Regions from separate parts of the Homo sapiens genome. Here region 2 is linked to region 1. A link is a loop called in an ENCODE intact Hi-C map of the cell type or tissue named here. Cell type or tissue: IMR-90. All regions are shown on one strand.

Region 1 (5,000 bases):
AGTGGGAGAGGAACAACAGATCATGCACAGGGCATTTCAGGTCTCTTTTAGGAAGAAGAAGAGTGTGGATGTGGTAGGAATCAGAAGTGAAAGATTTGGCAGTGTGTGGTTCCAATATAGCAATTAAAAAGCATTTATTCAGATGGAAAATTAGATAACTAGAAAAGTCTGAGGATATGATGATACCAAGCAACCCTTCTAAACACTGAAAAAAACGAGTTGAATCACTAATATTTTGGCTTTGTTCTCATTTTCTACTCAGTTTATATGTTTATGGCATTTTAAAAAAGAAGTTGCTAAATTCTAATTTTAAAACCAGTATGAAACCAGTACATGCTGCCAGGAAAAAATCGTAAAAGACTTTGAAATGGGCAAAAAGTATTACTGTCCTGACTAGCTTACACCTCCAGGCTGTCTCCATCAGCTGAGAGCGCTGCATATTATTAAAATGAATTCTCTCCAGTGAAGAGACAATCAATTAATTCCCCATCTCTTTGTGGAAAAAAAAAAGCCAGTTTTACATCTATTTTTAAATTCTTTTTGTCATTCCTGATTTACCTATGTTGTAACATCTTACTGAATCCCTTATTAATTAATGAGTTAAATAAAATATTTGGCACATGTTTATTTCATATCTGTATGCCTGGTGATTTTATCTTTTAAAAATATTCTTTAATACACCTAAATATGGCATTTACAGATGTAGCCAACATAAAGTCAAGTTACCTAAAATTCTGTTTCATTATGATATAGTAGTCAAAGGCCTAAAAGCTTTGTGACGTTTCTTGAAAATGCAAAATAAGGATATTAGCACAGCAACATTTTTAAAAAGCCTATTTTCTCTTTCTTACACACACATACACACACACACACACAGGATGAGAAGCAGAGAGAGAGGATAGAGAGAGATACAACTTCCATCATCTCCCAATTAATTCTTCATCCACACTCCAAGCTCCCCTATCCCCAGCCACTCTTTCTTGTCTCACTCTTCTTTCCCTCTCATTTTAAGATATATTCTCTGAAACTTACTATGTATTTTAGATATGGGGTCTCTGTTTCTGGCACTACCACACCTCACTTTTTACTGCAGTTTTCCACAATAAAAGTTCTCCAGTTCATCTACCAGATAATTCTCCTGTTTTGAAGTAAAGGAGGTGACGCTATTCCTACTCAGGCATTAATTAACATAAAAGACTCTTCCAGTCTTGTATATGATAAAAGACTCTTCTGTCTTACAAATGACAAAAGAGTGTTGGAAAATGCACAGAATAAGAAAGTAGTTATTGTTATCTTTGTAAAGGGCAGGGATACTGTAAGGGTGGGACTTGTGATAGGAATTAAAATTCAATGAGGTGTACATACAAGTTCTACTATATTTCTGAAATCTTTCTGACCACTTGAAGATTTTTGGAACAACATTGATAGGAAATGGAATTAGTTTTAGTGAACCTCTGTGTTTCCTGCAAATTCTAGTCTATTCTACTTAGGGTGCAAATATAATAGCAGAGTTAAGCAGCATATTTTTTTCTTTTCTGTAAATTCACTTTATTGTGTGTCCACTGCTTACCATAATTATACCTAAATTACTCAAGTCTCTCCAAAATTAGGAATGCATCATTTTTATAAATAAACAAGTTTTAAATTGTCGTGTGCTTTATTTTGAATATAAACTAGTCAAATAATCCTCCACAGAAAGTACATGTTGAGTGTAATCAATACTTTTCTTTTTTCTGAAAACGTTTCATCATATAAGTATTTAACTGATTGTCCAGATATTTCTGCTGCTGCAAACCTTCTCCGTTTTCGCTCCCCTTTCCCCGTGGTCTATTAGGCAACGTCTAGACAAGTAGCTTATTTTGTTCAGTTAGCTCTAGATGTTTGGAGTGCAAAATAATAATCTTCACAGGGGGAAAGAGAGTTTAATATCTGAATGAAAAATATCCACTGAAACTAAGCTAATCCTATTCGGATGGCTAGCTTCTAGCATTAACTTTCTGAACTTGACGTTGCTTCTCTTTATATAAATGTTTTCTACTCTGTGTATGTTTTAGTGATCTTCATCTAGCCAAAGGCTGTATTTAATAGGTAGTCATCAAGCAGAAACATAAATCTTTCTTGAGCGTGGGTGCGTGCGTGTGCCCCTGTGCATCTGGATGTCAGTGGTGGGGGGAGAGGAAAGAGAACAGAGCAGGCCTGTGTGGCAGGAAACAGACAAGGATAAATATGCATTGCTGTGTGGTTCACAGAGTTTACAAGAAGGAGAACAATGTAACTGTGATATTTGCCTTTAAGATCTGTGAAATCACAGCAGGCTGGGGAATACAGAATAGTGGAGAGTATGCTACAACAAGACACAGAATTCAAACCCCTTGAAACCCTAAAGTTACATTTCCATTTACCTTATATAACTTAAAAGGACCTTGCTCTCATAATTAGAAAATACATCAATTGGACTCTCATAATTTCATTTGTAGTATCCTTTAAATGGGCCTTTCTGACTATGGGAGATCATACTTCAAATCTATTTTCACCATCTTCTCTGAGTTTTCAATTTATTATGTCTTACTGCTACACACACACACACACACACACACACACACACACAGCCTTGATGAAATGCAATCACTGCAAGACAAATGTCTCATCACCTAGGAATCCTTCTCCTCCACTCCACTGGACTTATCGGCTTGACCACAATAATTGAACACAACAAACTTGCATTATATTTAGTAATGTAGGTACTTTCTCTTTTACTGGACTATTAGACCCTTAAGAGCAGAATGTGTATTATTTATATATTATTTATGGTGATATATCAACTCTTTCACAACTCCCCATCCTATAACTGTAAGTAAAATTTGTTGAACTATCTCAAGCATATTTAAAGTAATTCAGCAATTTACAATACTGTAAATCCATTTTTTTAAACCTCTGCTGCTGGTTTATACATTTGATGGTCTCCAAATAGTGCTATGTCTTCAAAGACATCCCTATGAATTCACACTAACCCCCAGGCAGTTTTTCTCAGATATATATTTTGTCCATATTTTTAGAGAAAAAAAACCAAAGTGAGAATACCTAGCAATATTGAGGGACATAGTTTTAAACCCTGGGTTCTAAAAGAGCAGTCTTTTCTTTATGGCAGATAGAGATTGAGGATAAATAGTAGAGTGACCGTTGACCCTGTTCTTTCACAGTAATATTGGCAAGTCATTTGCTGCCATTATTGGAATTGCACCTGAAAAGCAAGCACTTAAGAAAAGTGTAATTTATGTTGTTGATGGTTTTCCCTTTTATTGATTCTCCTCATTCTCAAGTAGCTCTGGATCACTTTCAGGATCACTTTCTTTCTTTTCTTTTTTTGTTTCTCTCTCTTTTTTTTTTTTTTTTTGTCATCCAAGGCAAATAAACTTTCCCAATCTAAACTGTCACGCCCAGTGACCACAGTTACCAAATTAATTGGCATATCCTATCACACACAATTGCTATAGCCATGTACCTCTGCTAAACCTGTGAATAATACTGACTTATTTGAACATGACTATTTCTCACCACTATGGAGAGAGAATCAGATAGTACTACATTTACACAAATATTGATCAAAATAATTCAATAGTAAGTAAGAAAAGCTCTTTGATCTGCTCTTTTGTAAAAGGAATTTTTAAGCAAACAATTTTTGGTTGTCTCAAAATTAATACAAAATATATTTGGCAGAAATTAGTCAGCATTTATGACATAAAATAATATTGTAAATTTATGGTGGTCTTGTTTTTATTTAAGGAGTTGTATCTATAGACAAATTTTTAACATGTCAGTACATATCTCCTATTAAAACAGAAATAGGTCAAACTCAGATTGCTGCCTTTAGACTCCTCCTCCTCAATTAGAAATGTCATGTTTGATTTTTAAAACTATGTTTCTTGTTATTTAAAATAAATACTTTCCCCAAATCTGTTGAGACTAAAACAAAAGCAAATTTGGAATCGTATTTTTATATTTATTCTAATATTTGTGTTGAAAAATCACTGGAACTAAGAACTGCATGCCTAGTAAATTGGAAAAGAAAACTGGATAATTCCAAATGGGAAGTGTGAAAACCTGAACTATGATACCATTGTAAAGGATAGGAATTTAGAAATGGAGGGATTACAAAAGTCATTATGTTAATTGAATAAGCCAGAAACAGAAAGACAAATATTTCATGTTCTCACTCACATATGGAAACCAAGAAAGTGGATCTCATAAAGATAGAGAGTAGTTTGGTGATTACCAAAGGCTTGGAATTGTGGGGGGTTGGAGGGACTATAGAAAGATTGATTAATGGGTACAAAAACACAGGTAGATAGAATGAATAAGATTTAGTGTTTGATAAATCAGTAGAGTGCCTACAGTTTACAAAAATCTATTGTATATTTCAAAATATTTAGTAGAGAATTATTGGACTGTTGCCAGCAAAAAGAAAAGATAAACGTTAAAGGCGATGAATATCCTAATTACCCTGATTTGATTCCTGCAAATTATATGAATGTGTCAAAAAATCAGATGTACAGCAAAAATATCTATATCTTTTATTTGTTTTTTTTAAAAAACAGAATAAAATGAAAGGATTATTTTATTTCTCAAGGAAATTTGAGGAAATAAAAGGGGAAAATAGGAATTTAAGGAGAGGTTTAAATATTGTACAGACAGATAAGTAGAACTATCAGAAATTTGATGTCAGAAGTCTGTGGATCTAAAGTGTTTTATAACTCAATATCTAAATCCAGCTCTGGAAAAAAAAAAAAAGAAAGGGAATTTGTAGAGCTTTTCTTCTTCTCTTTTTCCTTTTCTTCCTCCTCTTCCTTCCCCTGCTCTTCTCCTTCTCCTCCTCCATCTGGTTCCTCGTGTCACTAGCAGAATTTCTAGTATGTTTTAAAAGACATTCATCTGAGTTTCAAAACTAATAATGTAGGCATTACTTGAGAATTTGACAGGGAACAGAGGTTCTGAATTTGAAT
Region 2 (5,000 bases), 280 kb after region 1:
TATGTTTTACTTCAGTACAAATATAAATTAAAATGCCCATTAACATAACTTTTTTTTTTGAGGCAGTGTCTCGTTCTGTTGCCAGAGCTGGCGTGCAGTAGCATGATCATAGCTCACTGTAACCTCAATTTCCTAGGCTCAAGAGATCCTCCCACCTCAGCCTCCAAAGTATCTGGGACTAAAGACACATACCACCATGCCCAGTTAATTTTCTAAAACAATTTTTGTTGAGACAAGGTCTCACTATGTTGCTCAGGCTGGCCTTGAACCCCTGGCTTCAGGTGACCATCATACCTTTGCCTCCCAAAGTGCTGAGATTACAGGGAACTAGCCCATAACTCTATTTTAAAATTAATTTCTTACTGTAGAAGAAAATGTACCTTGACATTTTTTGGAATATTTGCATAATAGTTTTTATTAAAATAATAGAATTATAGAACCAGGATACTGTATCTACACTTGTGCTGTTCACTCTTTCAGAACTTCGAGAAACCAAGACCTCTGAATACTTCAGCCTTTCCCACCATCCTTTAGACTACAGGATTTTATTAATGGATGAAGATCAGGACCGGATATATGTGGGAAGCAAAGATCACATTCTTTCCCTGAATATTAACAATATAAGTCAAGAAGCTTTGAGTGTAAGTTTATCACTTTCACGAGGACAGTGTCCACCTTTTCAATGTCTCTTTTTTAAAAAAAATAAATAAGTAAAAAATAATATGCATTTTATTAGAACAATAGAAAATACTGGTCCCATGTTACTATGAAAGTTAGTACTTATTTCATGGACTGAAAAGGTATTAAGTTCAGTTCTCATCGTCTAGTTCCATAGTTTTTAACAATTCAAAACCTGGAGCTAACTGAAAAAATACTACCTGTGTATAAATATATAAAGAAAAAAGGGATTATAGGGTAGTGCATGAAAGAAATGGTCAGAGAAAAGGAAGATCTACTTTGTCATCTCTGTGTAACCAGTGAAGGGCCTGAAAGGAAAACAGCTATTAAATACGCTGTTACTTGATCCAGTATGGCCTATATTTATCATTCCATTTCACAAGGAAATAAAATTGAGCTTCACTGTAGTGAAAAAAATACATGTAGATTAATTATAAATTTATTACAACAAGGAGACTTCTGCATTTGCAGAAGTGTTAACACAGGCAATGGACTGACAACTAAAAAAAATTAATGATTATTGCCAAACTGGACCCAAGGCTGCAACTACTTAGAGTACTAGCACAGTATTTCAGAGAGAGGGAATCTCTTGGTTTTCATCCAAGTTATTTTAGCTATTGAAGTACCCAGGGGCCCATCTTATGTAAATCTACTAGCCTGGTTGTGTGATTTACCAAAAATAATACTAACTGAGAAAGATATGTAAGTGTAGATTTATTGTCATATAAGCAGTTGGGAAAAGTGTACTATGTCAAAAGGAGTGAAAAATTGTATTGTTCACATTTATGTTAATAATGATCTTATTTTAATATACAATTAGTAAATGAACATATGTTATTGAAAAGCATTTGTGAAAGGAAACACTGTTGGAAGAAATAAAAATAATTGTAATTGTTAAAATAATAGAATCTTTATTAATGAATTGATAAAAAAGAAAGAATTTTAAAGTCTTAGTGTAAGATCACCTTAAATAAATCTGTTAACAAAAAGTAAATGAAGAGCACTGGGCTGTCATATGTCCAGGTGAGATTATGCAACCTTTATTTTTCTTTCTGAGCAGGTTTTCTGGCCAGCATCTACAATCAAAGTTGAAGAATGCAAAATGGCTGGCAAAGATCCCACAGTAAGTGTTAAAAAAAAAAAAAAAAAAAAAAACACTAACTTAAATATTTGGTTTTCGAATCCATGTACTTTGAGGGAAGCCAAAAATGAGACAAGGATGGTGGTGTTTTAAATTTTTGCTGGACACAGGCTAAAAACCTAAACCTTGAGGAGACTGGAACTCTTGGGCTCTCTGTAACTTCAGAATTCCTAACTGGGTAAAAATTGCTTGCCTTGCTTTCATTATTTCATTCAGATACATTTCATGATGGATTTCATTAATAACCTCTGTTCCTAGTGGATTCAACCTGCAGAATTCTCAGCAGGCTCCTGAAACGATGATAATGCAAGTGTCTGGAGCAGCTCCCAGATACCCTGTGGGCTTTTCCAAACAAAGATTCTTGGCAAAAGGGTAGTGGTTAGCCAGCAAATTCCATAAATACAAATCACCAGTGATAAATGGTACCTTTGTTAATTAAAAATAGCCACAGAAACAGCAATAGAGGCAGATATAAGTATCAATATATGTTCAGTATGCAATACCTGTGCAAATTGTATTCCTCTAGGTGAGATTCAAAATAATCAAGGAAGAAATCTATATTGATTTCTACAAATGACTTGCTGAAAGTAATACATTGCCATTCTTGAATATTCTAAAACAAATACGTGGAGCAGATCTTTAATGTGTACACGTCATTTAATGTTTATAATGGAGCACATAAGTCATCTCACCATTTTGCCTCAAATAATGAAAATGTAATACAGCCAAGCATCAAAATCACCCTGTCTTTCAAAAATAGTTTGGTAAAGAGGTTCCTTTCTTCATTCATTCCTTCCATTATTTGCTCAATAAATACTGATTCAGCACCTGTTATATATCTAGCATGGAGCTGGTTGCCAAAGACATAATTGGTGCAAAGACAGAAACAGTTCTGACTCCAGTCAACTTTATTACCTTGTTAGAAAAGTCTGCCATAATCAAATGAGCATAGATATACAAACTAATTTAGAAATAAGCTGGAAATATGGTAATTGGGTGGACAGACGAGTCAACACGTACACATACATTCAGGTCTCAGGTCATAACAAGTAATAGACCACCTTAGTGTTAAAAAATGTTGTCTAAGCATTTATTTTGTGGTAGGGTCAAGAGATGCTGATTTCAGGAGTGAAGACTGCCCTGAGTCTTGGAAGTAGAGATGGATCAGACAAGACCGAACATGGGAAAAATACTAATCCTGTGGAAAGTGGAAATATGGGATTGAGGAAATGAAACATTTATTTTCATTGACTCCTAACAGCCCCAGGTGTAAAGTTGCAAAAGTTTTTGGCTCAAGGCAGGGCCATGGAAGACTCTGGAGGGTAGGATCTCTGGCCTTGCTAGAGGGTTCTTGGAGTGATTTATCCAATAAAAAAATTTAAAAGTGGGCAGGAGAAATTTGCAGGGGCATATTTGCTATCCAAGGGATCTGTTAGACCACAATCTTGGGGGAAAAAATCCAGAAAAATGTAGAAGAAACACTTAAACAAATACATTACAATGACATTCCAGGAAACCAATGGTAGAATGAAGTATAATGTTGCAGAGAATGATGTTTTGTTCCTTATTATTTTAATAATTGTGGATGAATTAAACTGTTTTCTTTTATTCTCTAATGAGATTTTTTTCCCATTGATGTGTGTCTGATCATGCCTTGCCTTTTGCCACAATAATATCCCGTGGCTATACTGAATTGCATTGTCCTTTGTTCAAAAGGATTTGCATTTCTCATTCATATGAACTGCCATAGGCAGAATGTGCAGAATTTAGGTACCTTTGTACATTCTATTTCCAAAAATTGCTGCCGAGTTTCTGAAGAATCTTAGACAAGTCATTTGGTTTCTTACTTCCTTTGTCAAAGTAGAAACCCTCTGGGGTTTTTGTTTTGCTTTCTGACAATTAAACGTTATTAGATAAAAATCTTCAATACATGCTGACATTTTCCCATAGTTTTGTCATGCTGTAATTTGTGGATATTTTAAATTCTACTATATGGCCAGTTATACACAAGGGAAATATCTAATGGAGTGCTCTTTCCTATGTATTTTTAGGACTCGGCTGGACAGGTTTTGTTTGTCCATACAACATTGTTGAGTGCTGGGAAATACTAATCAAAAAATACATGTTTGGTCTGTGCAAGAAAAGAATGTCTGACAAATCCATCCCATTTCATACATGTGAAATACTTATAGAAGTGTCCTTTACTTAGGCTATGGGAAAAAAAAGTCCTGTAGCAGAAAAATAATGTGAAATAGATCTTTGAAAGTTGTACAGAACAACCTATCCTTCTTACATTTCTCAATGAAACGACATACTTAAGAACTTCTTAAAAGTTGGAATAAATACTATCTAATAACCTAATATTTTTAAAATACAGGAATTCTTTCAATTTGCACAAATTAGTTGTTGTGAAGAAACTGGAGGTGAATTAGATGGAGTCCTTACATTTAAGTCTTTACAATGTGCTAGATATGGTGAGACATATATACACTGATATTCAGAAAAAATACCCAACATTTAATGGAACACGCCAGGTCCTGTTCTAAGTGCTTTATTTTAATCCTCATAACAATACTGCAAGGTGGACATTATTGTCACCACCTGTATTTCTAAGATAAAATAACTGCATTACTAAGAAAGTGAGAAACTTAAGCTGTGCTGCTGTGAAGTGGGATGGTCTTTGTCTGATTAAGTCACATACAGCTCTGGATTCTGTACCCTTAGCCACTAAAACATGCTATCCCTCCAGAGAGAAAATGATAAATGCTAAGGGACACACACAAAGCACAGCTGGGTTATTTAAGAAAGGTTTGATAGATTTTGTAGTAATCATATTAGAACTTCTGTTAACCTTTTATTTCAATGATACTGAAATTCGAAAAAGTTGTACCCTCTCTCTCTTCCAGCCTTTGGTATGTGCTGCATGCAATTGATTCTCTTTTCCTTCAATTATCTTCCGGTGTTTTCAGCCTGGGAAATATCTACTCACCCCTTCAGGTCACAGTGCATACAAGCACGTGAACTCGTTCCAACTGATTGTCAGGGCTTGCGGGTAGGACACAGTAGATGATGAGTTTATTAATGCTTTTAGATTAATTATGTTTGTAGTGCATTTATTATATATATATTTTAGAAGTATATTTTCATTAAGCTAAAACTTTCTGCTTTTAGCTCTGTTAAT

Evidence for each region. Hi-C counts contacts between places; a loop is a spot of excess contacts. Peaks named below come from ENCODE experiments on the same cell type or tissue, not always from the same donor. Only the 100,000 strongest peaks of a DNase experiment are listed, where the experiment ranks them.
Region 2: a loop joins it to region 1, with 2.3 times the contacts of the local background. A loop is called at or near these places in 1 of 110 quality-filtered maps.

What each region holds. Positions count from the first base shown.
Region 1 is chr7:81,109,169-81,114,168 of GRCh38, reverse strand. No RefSeq gene overlaps it. Among named protein-coding and RNA genes, the nearest start is that of SEMA3C, 190 kb to the right of the region's middle. In IMR-90, no CTCF peak of the experiment used is centred here; DNase peaks (open chromatin) are centred at 2,168 and 2,628.
Region 2 is chr7:80,824,226-80,829,225 of GRCh38, reverse strand. It overlaps SEMA3C (semaphorin 3C), which reads left to right. Exons shown (of 18, transcript NM_006379.5): 3 at 481-641; 4 at 1,739-1,801. Among named protein-coding and RNA genes, the nearest start is that of SEMA3C, 92 kb to the left of the region's middle. In IMR-90, no CTCF peak of the experiment used is centred here; a DNase peak (open chromatin) is centred at 2,155.